Linked DNA regions of Homo sapiens: region 1 is linked to region 2. The links are chromatin loops, found by intact Hi-C in ENCODE. Cell type or tissue: psoas muscle. All regions are shown on one strand. Links, peaks and the distances in the headings refer to the core of each region. The heading gives the core; the rest is flanking DNA.

Region 1 (10,536 bases), core at 1,702-9,701, 870 kb before region 2:
AGCAATCCTCCCGCCTCAGTCCCCCAAGTAGCTGGGACTACAAGCGCGGGTCACCACACCCAGCTAATTTTTGTATATTTTGTAGAGAGAGGGGTTTGCCATGTTGCCTGTGCTGGTCTCAAACTCCTGAACTCAAGCAGTCAACTTGCCGTGGCCTCTCAAAGTGCTGGGATTACAGGTGTGATTCATTTTTTTTTTTTTTTTTTTTTTTTTTCATTTTTTTTCATTTTTTGAGATGGAGTCTTGCTGTGTCGTCCAGACTGGGGTGCAGTGGTGCGATCTTGGCTCACTGCAACCTCTGCCTCCAGGGTTCAAGCAATTCTCCTGCCTCAGCCTCCCTAGTAGTTGGGATTACAAGTATGCGCCACCACGCCTGGCTAATTTTTGTATTTTTAGTAGAGATGGGGTTTCACAATGTTGACCAGGCTGGTCTCAAACTCCTGACCTCAGGCAGTCCTCCTGCCTGGCCTCCCAAAGTCCTGGGGTTACAGGCATGAGCCATTGGGCCTGGCCTACCCTGATTCTTAAGAAAGCATTTTCTTTCTTTCATATTATAAAGTAGTTATGTGTAGGTTTATTTAGTTAGGAATTCCAGCTGTTCAGAGATGGCAAAACAAAAAAAAAAAGCAAGATCCAGTACCATGGCTCATGCCTGCAATCCCAACACTGTAAGAGGCTAAGGCAGGCGGATCACTTGAGGCCAGGAGTTCGAGACCAGCCTGGGCAATATGGCAAAACCCTCATCTCTACTAAACAAAAATTAGCCGGGTATGCCTGTAATCCCACCTACTCAGGAGGTGGAGGTTGCAGTGAGTCAGGATCGTGCCACTGCACTCCAGCCTTGGGCAACAGAGCAAGGCTCTCAAAATAAAAAAGCAGCGGCTGCATTTTATGCCTTTCAAATGCTGCAGGAAATAGAAATGGCTTAAGTTCAGTAAGAGAATTGACAATTCAGTGTTTTTGAGAAGTGGCAATGAAAGGGAGGAAAATGTTTATTGATTTTAGCCTGTTTCCCCAAAAGGATAAGAAACTATTTGGAAGTGAAAAAGAAGGGCCTCTTATTTTCTGTTGGTTCAGATTTCAAAGGTGTGAAAACTATTCTTTTTCCCTTACTGTGACATTAAATCACTTCAGGCTTGTACCATTTTGTATGGCCTGTTGTTAAGTTGGACATGACAATTTGTAAAATGTGAGGATCTTTTCCTTTCTTGTAAGTTAGAAGAAATAACCTCTTCAGTTAAACCTTCAGTGAAGGTTCTTTTAGTTTTCTGTTCTGCTTTCTAAAAACATAGACTCTGTTCTTTAGAGCAACTTATGACTCTCATCTCTGCTGCACGAGAATATGAGATAGAGTTCATCTATGCGATCTCACCTGGATTGGATATCACTTTTTCTAACCCCAAGGAAGTATCCACATTGAAACGTAAATTGGACCAGGTAACTCCTTACTTTTTATTCATTTTTCCTGACTATGTACTTGAAACTAGAAGTTTACTCAGTTGCTTTTACGATGTTAAAAGGAAATCAAATTCCTATTTCTTTGTTTTCTTTTTTTGTTTGTTTGTTTTGTTTTTTGAGACAGAGTCTTGCTCTGTCGCCCAGACTGGAGTGCAGTGGCACAATCTCGGCTCACTGCAACCTCCTCCGCCTCCCGGGTTCAAGTGATTCTCCTGCCTCAGCTTCCCGAGTAGCTGGGACTATAGGTGCGTGCCATCATGCCTGGCTAATTTTTGTATTTTTAGTAGAGACAGGGCCTTCACCATGCCAGCCAGGCTGGTCTCGAACTGCTCACCTCATGATCTTCCCAAAGTGCTGGGATTACAGGTGTGAGTCACCATGCCTGGTTTTTTATTTCTTTGTTTCTATAAGAATTTTTTTTACTTTGAATGCTTTTTTTTTCTTTTTTTTTTTTTTTGAGACAGAGTCTTGCCCTGTTGCCTGGAGTGCAGTGGCCCAATCTCGGCTCACTGCAACCTCCACCTCCCAAGTTCAAGCGATTCTCATGCCTCAGCCTCCTGAGTAGCTGTTACAGGCACACCACCATGCCTGGCTAATTTTTATATTTTTAGTAGAGACAGGGTTTTGCCACGTTGGCCAGGCTGGTCTCGAACTCCTGACTTTAGGTGATTCACCCACTTCAGCCTCCCAGAGTGCCGGGATTACAGTCGTGCGCCAGTGCACCCAGCCTTGAATCCTTCTGATAGAGGAATATTTTCCAAATTAAGTAAAAAGAGCTTTACTGGAGGTACTAGTTCTTCTCAAATTTCAGTTTGCATAAGAACTGCCTTAAAAGAATGATTAGAAGTGAAGCTTGGAAGAATGCTGACTGCTGGACTTTATTTCCCAAATGGATAAGGTGGGGACCGGGAATCTAGGTGATTGGTGGTCAAGAACCACATTTTGAGAAATTATATATACCCTAGGCTGCTTGGCTTGAATTTACACCTGAGATTACAGAAACAGGGTTTTACCTATTAGACATTAGTTTCTTCAATTATATGGACGAAGAGATGTCTGGAAATGGCTAGTTTCCCAAGATGAGAAGAAAAACAGACTAGGTGAACCTAATTGAGTGTAAAGTCTGCTTAATGTAAAAGCTGCAGACTTCCTTTGGTCCAATGTAGGGGGCTTCCATTTTCCTTTTTTTTTTTGAAACTGAGTCTTGCTCTGTCGCCCAGGCTGGAGTGCAGTGGCGCGATCTCAGCTCATTGCAACCTCTACCTCCTGGGTTCAAGCAATTCTCTGGCCTCAGCCTCCTGAGTAACGGGGATTACAGGCATGTGCTACCACACCTGGCTAATTTTTTTGTATTTTTAGTAGAGATGGGGTTTCACCATGTTTGCCAGGCTGGTCTCGAACTCCTAACCTCATGGTTTGCCCGCCTCGGCCTCCCAAAGTGCTGGGATTACAAGTGTGAGCCACTGCGCCCGGCCCCATTTTTCTGTTATTTTAGTTTGCTGGTTTTTCTATATACATGTCTTATTTCTTTAGGCAAAGATTTATATGGGTGGCATTAAAATGTCTGGTAAAAAATTTAAGGCAGTTGAAATTTTCATGAATGAAGTTATTTTACTATTTGATAAAATTCTATTCTTTCTGATTCATACCTGGTTAGGTTTATCTGCAAAGGGATCAGTGTGCCTTTTGGGACTAGGACACAGCCTGGCTTTTTCATGTCTTAAGGTTACTTACTCATGTTTCTGTATTTTTCTGACTTTGTTGGGTCTTCTACAATCAGCAGCAGCCCATGAGGACTAGGAGGCTAGGCCACTTTGTTGGATCATATTGTCATATAAGTTGAGTATCCCTAATTCAGAAATCTGAAATGTTCCAAAATATGAAACTCTTTGAGCTCCATAAAATTCAAAGGAAATGCTCATTGGAGCATTTCAGATTTTGGATTTTCAGGTTAGGGATGCTGAATATAATACAGATATTCCAAAATCCAGGAAAAAACAAAAATGAAAATCCAAAACATTTTTGGTCCCAAGCATTTCAGATAAGGAATACTCAGCCTGTAGTGCATTCAAACCCAAATGAGAAATGGGTCCCAAAACTGTTTAACTTACGATTTTTTAATTGAAAATGTAAAAACAATAAATCTGTCTTTGAACATTCTAGTAAGGAAAATACTGGATTTTAAGTATAACTGTTAACGCTGTAATGTTTGGAATTCTTAATTTTTTTACTCTTGATTCTTTTTTTTTTTTTTCTCCTAGGTTTCTCAGTTTGGGTGCAGATCATTTGCTTTGCTTTTTGATGATATAGACCATAATATGTGTGCAGCAGACAAAGAGGTATTCAGTTCTTTTGCTCATGCCCAAGTCTCCATCACAAATGAAATCTATCAGTACCTAGGAGAGCCAGAAACTTTCCTCTTCTGTCCCACAGGTATTGTATATAATGGCTTTACATTTAACTAGTCTTCTTGGAATATATAACTTATAAAGGACCATGGGCCCCATTCTCTCTCCACTTCCCTCCTCCTTTGGTGTGTAAAAGTAGGAATCTTTTTTTAGAAGACATTTTTCAAGATCCTAAATTGGAGAAATTTTAGGAACTAATAAATGACAACTGACTAGGCAAAAGATTTTTATGTATTTTTAAGTACTGGAAGTATATGAACATTACATTGTCAATATTAAAAGAGGGATAGTATTGAAATGAAAACTGGAGAAAAACCAAATTACATTGCTTTTACCTTAGTCACTTCTCATTTCCTCCTACTTGTCCCCTTTTTCTGCCCATGCATATCTGTCCCTTTTTGCACTCCTCCCACTCCCATCTGGGCTCTTATTTCAAGTAGTCAGCATAGAAAGCTTAACAGTTTTTCCCGTTTTCCTTTCTTTTTGCCCCTCTGGTTTCTTTCATTGAAAATATTTTAGTCTCTTAGTTGCTTCTCAAAATTCAACTTACAGGAAGTTTTCCCCACACTTCCTTGTTCAGGAAGAATTTTAGATTAAATTATTTAACTTTCTTTGTGTGTATTGTGAGCCGAGAACCTTATTTTAGTTGAGTACTACATTAGTACCCAGAAGTTTTAAGATTATACTGGGAATTAATTAGCTGCAAGTTACAGTTTAAGTTGCAGTTGAGTACTAATAGCCATTGGTATATGCCTTTAAAAAAATTTTTTTTAAATTTTACTTTTAAGTTTGTATTATTTATTTAGAGACCGGGCTATAAAACTGGCTAATTTTTATATTTTTGGTAGAGACGGGGTTTCGCCATATTGCCCAGGCTAGTGTCGAACTCTTGGGCTCAAGTGATCCACCCGCTTCAGCCTCCCAAAATGCTGGGATTGCAGGTGTGAGCCACTGTGCCCAGCTGCCATTGGCATATTCTTGTATTAGTTCTATTATGATATTATCAATTCATTCTGTTTGGCGTTTAATTGTAACTGAGAAAAGTAGGCAATTCAGAATTCTGTAGAAAATGCTGCAGTTCTTGTTTTTTTAGTAAACTTGTATTTCTAGTAACTGTAGTATCGTAAGAATTGATCTGTACTACTGTTGGAGGAAAAATACCAGATTTTATGAATTTCTTAAATGAACTGCCCACTTTAGTTCCTTGTAGGAGGCCTTTTATCATTTAGATGAAAATAATTTAGAATTGGCAGACATTTTTTCCACATTCAAAAACCCATGGGCCTTTTGGGAGGCCAAGGCGGGCGGATTGCCTGAGCTCAGGAGTTTGCGACCAACCTGGGCAGCATGGTGAAACCCCATCTCTACTAAAATACAAAAAAAAATTAGCCGGGCGTGGCGGCGTGCGCCTGTAGTCCCAGCTGCTTGGGAGGCTGAGGCAGGAGAATTGCTTGAGCCCAGGAGGCAGAGGTTGCAGTGAGCCGAGATCGTGCCACTGCACTCTAGCCTGGGCATCAAGAGTGAGACTCCGTCTCAAAGAAAACAAACAAACAAAGAGAAAACCCATGAGCATTTTAATTCTGACTTTTTTACTTTTCTCCCTACATTTAGAATACTGTGGCACTTTCTGTTATCCAAATGTGTCTCAGTCTCCATATTTAAGGACTGTGGGTGAAAAGCTTCTACCTGGAATTGAAGTGCTTTGGACAGGTAAGTCTTTTAAGATTTATACAGTCAAAGTTGAATTAAGTAGGACTTGCAGAAATTGCTTGTTCTTGTTAATTGAATACTTTTTTTTTTGAGACGGAGTCTCACTCTGTCGCCCAGGATGGAGTCCAGTGGCATGATCTCGGCTCACTGCACGCTCCGCCTCCCAGGTTCACACCATTCTCCTGCCTCAGCCTCCCGAGTAGCTGGGACTACAGGCACCCGCCACCACGCCTGGCTAATTTTTTGTATTTTTAGTAGAGACAGGGTTTCACCATGTTAGCCAGGATGGTCTCGATCTCCTGACCTCGTGATCCACCCGCCTTGGCCTCCCAAAGTGCTGGGATTACAGGCGTGAGCCACCACGCCTGGCCTTTTTTTTTTTTTTTTTTGAGACAGAGCATTGCTCTTGTTGCCCAGGCTGGAGTGCAGTGGCACAATCTCAGCTCCCTGCAAACTCTGCCTCCCGGGTTCAAGCAATTCTCCTGACTCAGCCTCCCAAGTAGCTGGGATTACAGGCACACGCCACCACACCCAGCTAATTTTTGTATTTCTAGTAGAGACGGGGTTTCTCCATGTTAGCCAGGCTGGTCTCAAACTCCCGACCTCAGGTGATCTGCCCACTTCGGCCTCCCAAAGTGCTGGGATTACACATGTGACCCACTGCACCTGGCCCAGAGAACTTGTTAAAATACGCTTTCTTTTACAAAGTTTACATATTCTCTTAATATGAAAAAACATCTATCATGGTTGGGGAGCCTGAGTGGGGAGCCTGAGGTGGAAGCCCCCAGGAGTTCAAGACCAGCTTAGACAACATAGAGAGACTGTAGAAAAAATAAAAAACTTAGCCAGGTGGGCTGGTGCACACCTGTAGTCCCAGCTACTTAGGGGGCTGAGGTGGAAGGATCACTTGAGCCCGGGAGGTAGAGGCTGCAGTGAGCTGTGATCATGCCACTGCACTCCAGCCTGAGCAACAGAATGAGACCCTGTCTCAAAAAAAATTCAGTTAATAAATAATAAAGATTTATAGGGAATTGGGCTAAAAGGTATTGATCCCATCCTTAAGCAGCGTTAGGAAACTCTTCTATTTTATAAAACGAAAAAAATAAAGCTCAGTAAAAGACATGTTGTGTTTTCAAAAGAAAAATTGTGGCTGGGTGCATTGGTTCGTGCCTGTAATCCCAGTGCTGTGGGAGGCTTGAGTTGAGGTAGGAGGATCGCTTGAGGCCAGGAGTTTAAGATTAGCCTGGGCAACATAGCAAGCCCTTATCTGTACAAAAAAATTTTAAATTACTGTGACATGGTGGGGCACACCTGTAGTCCCAGCTACTTGGGAGGCTGAGGTGAGAGGATTGCTTGAGCTCAGGAGCTCAAGGCTGCAGTGAGCCATGATTACTCCATTGCACTTCAGCCTGGGTAACAGAGGAGACCCTGTCTCAGAAAAAGAAACGTTGTTATAAAATGTACATGTAAGGGGCCAGGCGCAGTGGCTCACGCCTGTAATCCCAGCACTTTGGGAGGCCGAGGCAGGCGGATCACAGGGTGAGGAGATCGAGACCATCCTGGCTAACACAGTGAAACCCCATCTCTACTAAAAAATACAAAAAATTAGCCAGGCGTGGTGGAGGGCGCCTGTAGTCCCAGCTACTCAGGAGGCTGAAGCAGGAGAATGGTGTGAATCCAGGAGGCGGAGCTTACAGTGAGCCGAGATCACACCACTGTACTCCAGCCTGGGCGACACAGCGAGACTCTGTCTCAAAAAAAAAAAAAAAAAAGTACACGTAAGGAAAACAATAAAAAGTTATATATGCAGTATATTTTAAAGAACCATGATTCTTTTTTTTAAATATATTTTTTAATTTAAAATAAAAAGATAGGGTCTCGCTGTGTTGCCCAGGCTGGTCCGAACTCCTGGGCTCAAATGATCTGCCCACCTCTGCCTCCCAGAGTGCTGGGATTACAGTTATGAGCCAATGCGTCTAGCCAAGAACCATGATTCTTTTAACGAACGGTTGTCGTTATTTCTAGGTCCCAAAGTTGTTTCTAAAGAAATTCCAGTAGAGTCCATCGAAGAGGTTTCTAAGATTATTAAGAGAGCTCCAGTAATCTGGGATAACATTCATGCTAATGATTATGATCAGAAGAGACTGTTTCTGGGCCCGTACAAAGGAAGATCCACAGAACTCATCCCACGGTTAAAAGGAGTCCTCACTAATCCAAATTGTGAATTTGAAGCCAACTACGTTGCTATCCACACCCTTGCCACCTGGTACAAATCAAACATGAATGGAGTGAGAAAAGATGTAGTGATGAGTAAGTAGCCTGTACTTGATCTTTCACCTTGGGAGGAGAGCTGGGGTTAACTAGAGCCAGTGGAAAGTATGCATTCCTTTGTCATCACAACTTAAACAGTTTTATTTATTTTTTTAAAAACGTATTTTGTTTTACTAAGGAGGAAACAAAACCAAGTGGTTTTATTATGGTATGTTGTTTCATTCTGTTGATGAAGATGTATATGATAGAAGAAAGGTTGAGTGTCTTTGGACAAGTCACTTAACCTCTTTGCCTTAGTTTTTTTTTTTTTGTTTTTTTTTTTTTTAGTATGATTCAGAAGCAGCGTGGTGGCTCGCTTATAATCCCAGGAAATGCACTCCAGCCTGGACAACAGATGAAAATCCTATGAAATAAATAAAAATAAAATATGGTTCAGTCTTTGAAGTCTGAGTACTAGAGGAGACAGTCTTTTAAGTGTTTCCATTATCTCTAGAATCATTCGGATAAAATGTATTTTCAGGCAATTTTATTGAAAAGGATATTTTAGATAACTAGATACTCTTGAGTCACTTAGATCATTTAGATTCAGCTTACATTTATCTTTTATGGAACATACTCTTTTTTTTTTTTTTTGAGATGGAGTTTTGCTCCATCGCCCAGGCTGGAGTGCAGTGGCGCAATCTCAGCTCGCTGCAACCTCTGCTTCCCAGGTTCAAGCGATTCTCCAGCCTCAGCCTCCCGAGTAGCTGGGATTGCAGGCACACCCGGCTTTTTTTTTTTTTTTTTTTTTTTTTTAAAGTAGAGACAGGGTTTCACCATCTTGGCCAGACTGGTCTCGAACTCCTGACCTTAGGTGATCCACCTGCCTCGGCCTCCCAGAGTGCTGGGATTACAGGCATGAGCCACCCTGCCTGGCCGAATGGAATACAGTCTTATTTTAGACATTGGCTTACTAATTTTTAATTTATGAAAAATCTCTAATTAATAGAGTTCTAAGTAAGGTGCTTGATAATTATTTACATTTAAATAATCTGTCATGGGGCAGATGCATGTTCATGGGCACTGAGGGGGCAAAGAATAAAGTAGTTTTTTTTTTTTCTTTTTGAGATGGAGTCTTGCTCTTGTTGCCCAGGCTGGAGTGCAGTGGCGCAATCTCAGCTCCCTGCAACCTCCGCCTCCCAGGTTCAAGTGATTCTCCTGTCTCAGCCTCCCGAGTAGCTGGGATTACAGGCATGCGCCACCATGCCTGGCTAATTTTGTATTTTTAGTAGAGACGGGGTTTCTCCATGTCAGGCTGGTCTTGAACTCCTGACCTCAGGTGATCCGCCCTCCTGGGCTTCCCAAAGTGCTGGGATTACAGGCGTGAGCCATCGCGCCCAGCCATTCCTACTTTTGAGAAACAGTCTAGTGTTGGGTAAGGCTTATAGGCAATTGTACTATAGTGTGATAAGTGTTGTAATAGTTTAATTTATAAAGTGCTGTGTGAACACGGGAGAGAGTGATTATTTTTGCTAAGAGATTTCACAGACTTTTAAGCTGGATCAAAGTATGAGGAGAGTTTGCTGGGCGTTAAAGGTTTGTGGGCTGGAGGTTAAAAACACTGAACACTGAAAATTTTTTTTTTTCTTTGAGACAGAGCCTCGCTCTGTTGCCCAGGCTGGAGTGCAGTGGCGCGATCTTGGCTCATTGCAACCTCTGCCTCCCTGGTTCAAGCGAGTCTCTGGCCTCAGCCTCCTGAGTAGCTGGGATTACTGGCGCACACCACCCCATCTGGCTGATTTTTATAGTTTTAGTAGAGACAGGGTTTCACCATGTTGGTCAGGCTGGTCTCGAACTCCTGACCTGGTGATCTGCCTGCCTCTGCCTCCCAGAGTTCTGGGATTACAGGCGTGAGCCACTGTGCCCAGCCTGAACACTGAACTTTTGAAGTTCCCTGAATTTTGGCCCATTTTGGCTACTGAAGTGTCATGATAGTATGTAGTAATATTAATAGTTGTCATCTGTTTCTCAATTCCATACCTCTGCTTTGAATTGTTTATTGAATTAATGTCTCCCTTTTGTTTGGCTCAGTCATTGTCATCCTCCTCCCCTCAATAAAAAACAAATTGGGAATATAATTTAAATGCTGTCAGCGTACATGGCACTTAACTCCTACATCTTTTAAGGCACAGCAAGGAACATACTAAGGGTGGCAGACACTATCCAAACCTGGGACATACGTAGGAAATATTAAGGAAAGCTAAGAATAGAGAGTTTTTAAGTACAAAATCAAAAAATTCAGACTTAATTTTCTCTACCACTATCCTGGCTCAGAGCTTTGTTGCCTTATGTGTGCTAATTTGTGGGTCTCTGTCGATTATCTCTTTTTTTTTTTTTTTTCTGAGACGGAGTCTTGCTCTTGTTGCTCAGGCTGGAGTGCAATGGCCCGATCTCAGCTCACTGCAACCTTTGACACCTGGGTTCAAGCAGTTCTCCTGCCTCAGCCTCCCGAGTAGCTGGGATTACAGGTGCCTGCCACCACGTCTGGCTAATTTTTTGTATTTTTAGTAGAGATGGGGTTTTACCATGTTGGCCAGGCTAGTCTCAAACTGCAGACCTCAGGTGATTTGCCCGCCTCAGCCTCCCAAAGTGCTGAGATTACAGGCATGAGCCACCATGCCTGGCCTCTTCTTTTTCCCTCAGCGCCTTT
Region 2 (10,536 bases), core at 1,330-9,329:
AAAAAGAATTAGCCAGGCGTGGTGGCGGGTTCCTGTAGTCCCAGCTACTCGGGAGGCTGAGGCAGGGGAATGGTGTGAACCCGGGAGGCAGAGCTTGCAGTGAGCTGAGATCGTGCCACTGCACTCCAGCCTGGGCAACTGAGCAAGACTCCATCTCAAAACAAAACAAAACAAAACAAAACAAAACAAAAAAAGATATCACTGATTGACTTCAAAATTGGCAATGATCAAGAATATCGATAATACCCTAGTATTATCGATTTTCTAGTATTCATAAGAATACTAGAAAAGAGGAAAGCAGTCTTAATGCCTCAGGTGAGTGTAATTTGGTTAAAACTTTTACACTAGGGCCAGGCGCAGTGTCTCACACCTGTAATCTCAGCACTTTGGGAGGCTGCAGTGGGAGGATCATTTGAGCCCAGGGGTTCAAGACTGGCCTGAGCAACATGGCAAGATCCCGCCTCTACAAAAAATTTTTAAAAATTAGCTGGGTGTGGTGGGGCATGCCTATAGTCCCAGCTACTTGGGGGGCTGAGGGGGGAGGATCACTTGAACCTGGGAGGTTGAGGCTGCAGTGAGCAGTGATCGCACCACTGCACTCCAGCCTGGGTGACAGAGCAAGACCCTGTCTCAAAAAAAAAAAAAAAAAGAAAAAAAAAAAAACCCAAAAAATCCAAAACAACTAATTGGTAATATTTATGCCAAGTTATTATTTTATACTTTCATCTAGTTAGTCTTTGTACATACAGGAATTCAGATGCAAATAATATGCCTGTAATGCCTTTTTACATACAGGAATTTAGAAACAAATAATATACCTTTTTTTTTTGAGACAGAGTCTCACTCTGTTGCCCAGGCTGGAGTGCAGTGGTGCAACCTTGGCTGACTGCAACCTCTGCCTCCCAGGTTCAAGCGATTCTCGTGCCTCATCCTCCCAAGTAGTTGGGCCTATAGGCCTGCGCCACCATTAGGCTAGAGACGGGTTTCTCCATGTTAATCAGGCTGGTCTTGAACTTCTGGCCTGAAGTGATCCACCCATCTCATTCTCCCAAAGTGCTGCGATTACAGGCTTAAGCCACTGCACCTAACCTCTGATATAACTTTTTTTTTTTTTGGGACAGAATCTCGCACTGTCACCCAGGCTGGAGTGCAGTGGTGTGATCTTGGCTCACTGCGACCTCCGCCTCCCAGGTTCAAGCGATTCTCCTGCCTCAGCCTCCCCAGTAGCTGGGATTACAGGCACCCACCACCATGCCCGGATAATTTTTTGTATTTTTAGTAAAGACTGGGTTTCACTATGTTGGCTAGGGTGGTCTCAAACTCCTGACCTCGTGATCCACCTGCCTTGGCCTTCCAAAGTGCTGGGATTACAGGCATGAGCCATCACGCCCCGCCTGACATAACTTTTTACAAGACAATTTTTTGGGAACAAAAATCTCAAGTTTAAAAAAAATTTTTTTAAATCATTTAACAAAGTAATTTTATAGTGGATTTGTAGAGGAACACATATTGTATTTCTATTATTATCTTTTTCATTTGCTTAGAAGCCATAGATTGTAATACATTTAAATTTAAAATGTAAAGGGTTGCCGAGCACAGTGGCTCACACCTGTAATCCCAGCACTTTGGGAGGCCGAGGCAGGCAGATCACTCGAGGTCAGGAGTTCGAGAGCAGCCTGGCCATCATGGTGAAACCCCATCTCTAATAAAAATACAAAAAAAAAAAAAATTAGCTGGGCGTGGTGGTGGGTGCCTGTAATCCCAGCTACTTAAGAGGCTGAGGCATGAGAATCGCTTGAATTCGGGATGTGGAGGTTGCAGTGAGAAGAGATCGTGCCACTGCACTCCAGCCTGAGAGACCAAGAGAGACTCTGTCTCAAAATAAATAAAATAAAATAAGATAAAATAAAATAAAATAAAAATGTAAGGAGGAGTAACCTGAACTCTACTTTCAAACAGTCATATGGCTTGTGTCATTTTGAACACAATCTATGTGAAAAAAAAACTTCTGCTATGATGTTTGTGCTGTTAAGCTCTGCCACTAGGAGGCAACACCATTCACAGACATGTTACACATAGGACAAGGTTTCTAACAATCTTTTTGCGGTGGGTGAAAAATTCCACGGTGGGAAATACAGTGATTTCAGATAATTAAGTAAATGTGTAAAGGAGTATATACAGCAATCTAATGTCTATCAGTTGAGATTGGGTTAAATAAATCATGGTATAGCCTAACAAAGGAATACTATGAAGCCACTGAAAAGGATAACGTATCAACACTCTGAGATGAAATGCTCAATAATTTACTGCTATCTGAAATAAACAAGTTATAAGACACATTCACATGTTCTGTTTATGTTAAGTTACATGGCAATTTTTGAATGCAGAGAATACTCTAGAAAACACTGACCAAAATGTAACAGCTCCAGAAATTAGGACTTGGGAGTTCAGCCTTCTTATTTTAATTAAAAAAATTTAAACTGTTCACTCAAACAGATTCTGACAGAAACTTCTTTTTAAAAATATTTTAGGCTGGGTGCAGTGGCTCACGCCTGTAGTCCCAGAACTTTGGGAGGCCGAGGTGGGTGGATCACTTAAGGCCAGGAGTTCGAGGCCAGCCTGACCAACATGGTAAAACCCCATCTCTACTAAAAATAGAAAAATTAGCCAGGTGTGGTGGCACAGGCCTGTAATCCCAGCTACTTGAGAGGCTGAGCAGGAGAATTGCTTGAACCTAGGAGGCGGAGGTTGTAGTGAGCAGAGATCACGCCACTGCACTCCAGCCTGGGTGACCAAGTGAGACTCTCTCTCAAAAATAAACAAACAAACAAATAAATAAATAAATTTTAATCTCCTTTCCATTTTACTTGAACTTTTCATAATCAAACCTGAATTCCTTTTGAAAATTGTTAAAAAAAAAAAGTACTAACCTTTTTCTGGTCTACTACATTTAGACACTCATGATAAAATCACAAAAATGCAAGGATTTTAATTACATTTTAACATTAAACTTACAAAATACTGGTTAGGAGTATAGCATTAAAATGAATTGACATAATTTCTAAAAACTACTTACAAGTTGGTAAAGCCTCCCACGATGAAAACGGACTTGGAATCAAAAAAGGAGAAATGAGACAGTGTCTTACACAGGGAAAGTGTTTAATGAATGATTAGTCTGGTTTTCAGAAAATAAATATGAAATGTATTAAAAAACTGCTTAAATGAAGGTATGCTTGTATGTCATAATTAGGGTTTGAATGGCTATAACAATGGGCCCACATCAACAAGAGGCAAATTAACATAGATAAATGCAAAGTCTTACTTGGAGGTTTAAGAAATGATATACACAATTAGAGAATAATGAAGCCCTGGCATAACAGTAAAGGAAATTTTTTGTTTGTTTTTTTGATATGGGGTCTTTCTCTGTTCCCCAGGCTGGAGTACAGTGGCATGATTAGTTTTGAACTATAATAAGTAGAAATTTGTAGGTTTCTTCAGATGGGCAAGAGTCTCACTGAAAACTGCTGGTAAGACAGACCTTATCTGGAGCATGTGTCCACGTATCTTTAGTGGAGGCAGTGAGGGAACACTTTAGGAGTGACATTGACAAGCTACTCCTTTACTTGGATCTTACCTTAACCGCAAGACCTTCAACTACTTTACACTTTAAAAAAGCAAACTTTCTCTCTCACCCCGGTACTCTCTGTATCTACCTTACCCTACGTTTTCTTCATAGCACTTATCATCTGACACAATACATTTACAAATGTGCGCGCGCGCGCGCGCGCACACACACACACACACACACACACACACTTATTGTTTGTCTCCTCTACATTAGCATGTGGGCTTCATGAGATCAGAGACACTGATTTTTTCATTGCTGTTCTCTCCAGTGCCTGGCACAGCTGGCACTCAAAATGCCAACTATATAAAACAATGAACGAAAGTCTGTACTGGAATATCTCTCCAGTTCTCACCAAATACGAGATTTCTTGAAATGCTATCATAAAACCCAGAGTAGAAACTCCATGTTTTTCCCACTTTTCACTTTATATATAATAGCTGTAGTTCTCTGACACCATTGATACTTTTTTCCTTTTTGTTATAGGATTTCTGGGGCCAATACTCACATATTATAAAGGACTCTTTTATACTACGATTCCTTTTTCCTGAATGTATATTTTTCACACATTTAGGATTTTATTAAAGTGGAACACTCAGTAACCTGAGAATAATTTTTTTTTTTTTAAACAGATGTGGTCTTGCTATGTTGCCCAGGCTGATCTCAAACTCCTGGTCTCAAGTAATCCTCCTGCCTTGGTATCCCAAAGTGCTAGAATTACAGGCATGAGCCACTGCGAAGAATAACTTGTCATTCATAATCGTTCTCGTCTTTGAAAGAAGCATAATTCCAATCTAACTGAGTAGTTACTATAGTACTTGTTGATACAGAAGCTTTTATACTGGAAAAAGCCCCATCCATGCCCTCCCATATAAATGTCTTTTTTTTTTTTGAGACAGAGTCTCACTCTGTCCCCCAGGCTGCAGTACAATGGAGCAATCTTGGCTCACTGTAAACTCCACCTCCTGGGTTCAAGCAATTCTCCAGCCTCAGCCTCCTGAGTAGCTGGGATTACAAGTGCCCACCACCACACCTGGCTAATTTTTGTATTTTTAGTAGAGACAGGGTTTCACCATGTTGGCTAGGCTGATCTCCAGCTCCTGACCTCATGATCCACCTGCCTCGGCCTCCCAAAGTGCTGGGATTGCAGGCATGAGCCACCACTCCTGGCTGATACAAATGTCAAGAGTAAGAAACTTCTACATTTATCTGCATGAAGGTCCGAAGTATCTAGAGTAACACCAGAACTCCATACATAAGCATCAATGATACCACTGATATTTAAAAAGTTACCAATTGAGTTAACTTTCTGGAATTATCATATCTTAAATTTAAGATAATTATTTAAGTGGATTTAAGCGTTAAATATGAATGGGGAAAAGAAACACTTGGTTGGATTTGCATCCAAAAAAAAAACCATATATACGAATGGGGAAATATTAGCATACAATTAAAATTCTGAAAATGTATATAGGTACCACCATAAACATGAAAAAAGGTTAAAAAGAAATTTAGGTATGTAAGCATTAGAAGATCCCTTCTAAAACTAACTATAATAGTGATTTATCACTGTGGTGAAGGGTTCAGGCACAACTAACACTGACTGTCCTGTACAACTATCTACATTATCCCTTTCTTCATAATCTCTTTATATTGACTCTTTTTGCTACATTCTAAGCCACTGACATCATGGATGTGCTACATTAATTTTTTCTGCAGTAATGTGCAAATAAAATTATGTTTAAAAGCTTTTGACTTAGAAATATAGTAGGAGGCAACTATAACCCTCTAAACATTCCTCTTACCCGAAACAGCCACTTTAACACAGGGACAGGACACTGGACATAGTGATAAGCAGACGTAAGGAAACCTTGTGTTGTCAAAAAAATCTGATCTGTTTTTCCCGATCTGAAAAAATAAAGTAAAATCAACATGGCTATTAACTTCATGGCAAAATACTTCTACTATCACCACCAACACATCTGACATAATCAGAGAAATGAGCAAGCAAACTGTCTTCAGTCCATAGAGGTGGACTCTATACCAATATGGATGAGTTACTCATAAAATAAATTTAATTGATGGCCTAAAGCTGATCCAATCTGTTGGCTAGGCTCCACATTTAACTGGCAGACAAAGCTACATTTGCTGGTAGTGTTGAGAAAGAGCCTATCAAGTCTCAGACTGGGGAAGTACTTTAAAAAATTGGCAGCAGAACTGATGTGATCTCTCTAGAGCTGAGATATCATGCACTGAGAGAAATTAGATCAGTTTGGGCACTGTGGTGGAGATTACTAGTTGCACATCCCAGCATCTATTTTTGCCTTTCTTCTTGGTAACTGAACCCTGATCTGTAGCTGCAAACACTGGCTGCCTGAAATAAACATCACTCTCTGGCTTCCCTTGTGGCCAAGTGTGGTCATATTGACTAAGTTTTCTATTCAACTAACTTAGTGTGTGGGAATGCTGTGTGGAATTTCTGGGAATTTGAACTAAAGGCTGGAGCTAGAACAGCACCCGAAGCTAGGTGCTAAGAATGGTGGAGAAGAAAGATTATATGGTAAAACTGGCACTCCAGCCCTGGACTTCCTGCTTTTATACTTCTTTCAAATATACTTCTTGTTTAAACCACTATTATTTTGACAATCACTGTTATTATACACTGATCTTAATCATAATTAATAAAGGCATGAGATGTGTCAAACAACTATCCTACACTGCTTCCTATAATTAAAGAAGAAAACATAAAGATCAATAGTAATAAGAGGATTAGGAAACTTAATAGGTCATAATAGAAATTAACCTTTTAGAAGATTACGTGAGTCAGAAGTGTTTTAGAGTAATTTTTTATACATATAAAAGTAAAATGTCTATTTTTCTACTTACTTAAGAATAAGTTTTTCTACAGCACTTTGTCCAATAAAACCAGAGTCTCTTAAATCCAAGGTATACTGATTGAAAATTTTTCCAGAATTGAGGAAATTAAATATTTCTTCACCTGGATGATGATCAGGAATAGCATCAATTGTAACTGAAAATTTCTTTAGAAATTCCCTGAAACATAAAAAAAGTCAATCAATACCAAATTGTTACACTACATATAGTTTTGTATTTAAAAGCTGGGTGCAAAGAAAACCATTTTTTAAGCCAATGTTAATCCCAAATTAGAAGACTAGCATGAGAAAAGTATGCTTTGCTTCTTCCACTTTTTGTAGTTGTTAGTCAAAAGCCACTAAATGTGTCTATGTGAAAAGAAACAATAACCAGGAGAAAAGATAAAAGATGAAACCTGGCCCTAACATTTGCCTTTCAAACCCATTACAGACAGAAACCTATCATAAATTATTCACTAACAGCCATCAATGGCCCATTTATTTTACAAAAACAAAACTAAAAAATGTAAAAACTTTAATAAGGTAAAATACATTATGAAAAATGCTATACTTGTGCTCTTCTAAGAGGCCATCCTCATCATCTGTACTGTCTTCTTCTCCAATTCTGATTGGGGATTTAATGCCTCGGCCTTGCCTTATGTCTTCTTGTAGTTGCTTCTGCAGTTCATCTAGCCTGAGAATTGGAAAGAATGTTATAACAGTTTACTCTAAAAATATTTTTAAAAAGTCTTTAGTTTATATCTAAAAGCAGCACAAAGAAAACCCTTATTAAGTACCCTGGTATATAACAAATTTTGTTATACTATCGGTCAAATTATGTCTCCCAAATACATCACGACGTACAATTTTCATGAAAACAGATATATTTCAGGTGCTAGGCTTTTACCCAGTTACCAGTGTGGCATTAGAATAGTGTTCCACTGCATAAAAGACTTGAGGATTTCCATAAAGCTAGAACTTCAAGAATGATCTGTCCAAACCACTCACAGAATGGGAAAGGAAAAATGGCAAAGAATAAACATCACTAATTTGATTATCCTCTCTACTCTTTAAAGTTCACTGGGTTCTAGATGCCCAACAACCTGATAAGTTAACTAGGCTTTCTAGCAGCAGTAGTTGTCACTGTCATCATCATCACAACACCTAACATTTACCGAGCACTTAATATGTGACAGGCACTGCACTAAGGGCTTTATATATTAACTCTTTTAACCCTTACAACAACTCCATGTAGTAGTTTATAACGCATTTTATAGATAAGAAAACCAACATTAGAAAAGCAAAGTAACTTGCAAGAGCTTGTAATGCAAGGATGTGGGATTCATAGCGAGAGAGTCTAGCTCTAGAGTCCTTGCTTATACTGCCTCTCCAAGATTAAGTTATTTTAAACAAGGTCCTTACCCCAGCCACAAACAGTGGATAAGTACAGCTGAGGAGTAAATAACTAGTAAATGTACTGTTCTATCATTATAGAAAAGGGTCAATCATTCAATTAAACTAGTACTACTGTCTTTCATTTGTGAAGTGCTCAATTTTAAAGGAGGAACTTCAGATTTCATATCACAGATCACAAGAATTCATGAAATATTTAAAGAATTTTAAATACAGACAAGTTCTCTAATTAAATTCAGAAAGGGGGAAGCTTTTGAACTACTAATCATCTGAAAAATTCCTAAAGTTAGCTACTTGGTTATCAAGTTTGAGATATGTAGCACATACCAACTTCCATGTAATCAAGTCAGCTGAGCTGTTAGTGAAGTTCTCCAGGCTAGGTTCAAGGACACTCCTTGAATTAACAAGGAATATATTTTTCCCCTCTTATTAGCAAAACCTGTCCATAATTAGTCACATAAATTTCATTAAGATCATTATGATCCTCAACTTTTCTCTCTCTCTCTCTCTCTCTCTCTGTCTCTCTCTCGTGTGTGTGTGTGTGTGTGTGTGGGGGGGGGGGGGGGTGTTCATCATAATTCTAAACTTTTTCCTCAAAAGAGTAACTTGATAGAAATATTTCAGAAAATTCTACCTGTGTGAACCGCCCCACCCACCAAACAAGCCAATTAAAAACAGGCAAAGAATCTGAAAAGACATTTCTCCATTTGTATAACAAATGGCCAATAAGCACATGAAAATATGTTAACATCATTAGTCATTAGGGAAGGCAAACCAAACAATAAGGAGATACCACTTTACTGTTAGGATGGCTATTATCAAAACAAACAAAAAACAAAGATAAAATAATGTGTTGGCAAAGATGTGGAGAAACTGGAACCCTTATTAATTGTTGGTGCAAATGTGCAATGGTGCAGCCATTGTGGAAAACAGTGTGGCGGTTCCTCAAAAAATTAAACGGAATTACCATATAATCCAGTAAGTCCACTTACGTGTATATGCCCAACAGAATCTAAAGGAGAGACTTGAAGAGATATTTGTATACCCATGTTCATAGCAGCATTATTCACAGTAGCCAAAAAGTGGAAGCAATCCAAAGGTCCACTGACAGATGACTAAAGAAAATGTGTTATATACATAATACAATGGAATAATCAGCTTTATAAAGAACGGAAATTCTGACACATGCTACTATATGAATGAACTCTGAAGACACTGCCCTGAATGAAATAAACAGTCGTAAAAGGACAAATATAATACCACTTACATGAGATAACTAAAACACAGTCAATTTCATAGAGACAAAGTAGAAGGGTAGTTGCTGAGGGTGGGAGGAAGAGGAAAATGGGGAGTTATTGTTTAAAGGGTATGGAGTTTCAGTTTGGAAAGATGAAAAAGTTCTGTAGCTAGATGGTGATAATGGTTGCACAACATATAAATTTACTTAATGCCACTGAACTGTACATGTAAAAATGGTTAAAATGGTAAATTTTATATGTATTTTCCATTAAAAAAACACAAAAAATTCTACCCATGCTTTCGATCTAGAATTTCAGCTATCAGATACTAGTTGTAATAAACAGAAAGGAATTTATATTATTAGTTAGTGCAGTATACTATAAAAACCTGGATCTTTTGATCCAGTCTATGAACAAGAGAACCCATCTTATTCCCTTTTTTTTTTTTTTGAGATGGAGTCTTGCTCTGTTGCCCAGGCTAGAGTGCAGTGGCGCAATCTCGGCTCACTGCCACCTCCGACTTCCGGGTTCACGCCATTCTCCTGCCTCAGCCTCCCCAGGAGCTGGGACTACAAGCGCCCGCCACGACACCCAGCTAATTTTTTTTTTTATTTTTTAGTAGAGATGGGGTTTCACCATGTTAGCCAGCATGGTCTCGATCTCCTGACCTCATGATCCACCTGCCTCGGCCTCCCAAAGTGCTGGGATTACAGGCGTGAGCCACTGCGCCTGGCCCCCCACTTTTTTTTTTTTTGAGACGGGGTCTTATTCTGTCACCCAGATTGGAGTGCAGTGGCTCAATCACAGCTCACTACAGCCTTGACCTCCTTGGGCTCAGGTGATCCTCCCAACCTCAGCCTGTTGAGTAGCTGGGACCATAGGTATGTGGCACCATGACTGGCTAATTTTTGTATTTTTTGTAGAGATGGGGTTTCACCATGTTGCCCAGGCTAGTCTCAAACTCCTGGGCTCAAGAGATTTGCCTGCTTTGGCCTCCTAAAGTACTGGATTACAGGCATGAGCCATCACACCTGGCCTCTTTTTTTCATTTGAGACTGGGTCTCACTCTGCCACCCAGGCTGCAGTGAAGTGGCGCCATCACGACTCACCGCAGCCTTGAACTCCTGGGCTCAAGTAATCTTGCCTGGGTCTCCCAAAGTGTTGTGATTACAGGCATGAGCCACTGCGTCCGGCCAACATATCTTATTCTAACACAGTTGACAACAGAGTCCAAAATGCACGCTAATTTCTCATGATTTTTTAAAAAAGGTAAATTAAAAGTAAGCCACACAAACAAGCAAAATGTTAAATTTAGCAAATTAATCTTTATGCTAACAAACCTTTGTGTGTCTTCCATTTCCTTCACTAGACGTTCTAAGGTATTTGT

What was found. A loop is a pair of places that touch in the nucleus more often than their neighbours do. Peaks named below come from ENCODE experiments on the same cell type or tissue, not always from the same donor. Only the 100,000 strongest peaks of a DNase experiment are listed, where the experiment ranks them.
Region 1: a loop joins it to region 2, with 5 times the contacts of the local background. A loop is called at or near these places in 2 of 110 quality-filtered maps.

What each region holds. Positions count from the first base shown.
Region 1 is chr10:101,801,085-101,811,620 of GRCh38, reverse strand. OGA (O-GlcNAcase) reads left to right here. Exons shown (of 16, transcript NM_012215.5): 4 at 1,307-1,437; 5 at 3,720-3,891; 6 at 5,478-5,576; 7 at 7,602-7,886. Among named protein-coding and RNA genes, the nearest start is that of OGA, 12 kb to the left of the region's middle. In psoas muscle, for the core only: no CTCF peak of the experiment used is centred there; no DNase peak of the experiment used is centred there.
Region 2 is chr10:100,925,973-100,936,508 of GRCh38, reverse strand. It overlaps SLF2 (SMC5/6 complex localization factor 2), which reads right to left. Exons shown (of 20, transcript NM_018121.4): 6 at 10,490-10,536; 7 at 7,070-7,192; 8 at 6,512-6,679; 9 at 5,431-5,533. Among named protein-coding and RNA genes, the nearest start is that of SLF2, 18 kb to the right of the region's middle. In psoas muscle, for the core only: CTCF peaks have their summits at 2,052 (motif pointing right) and 6,024; no DNase peak of the experiment used is centred there; H3K27ac peaks cover 2,607 bases.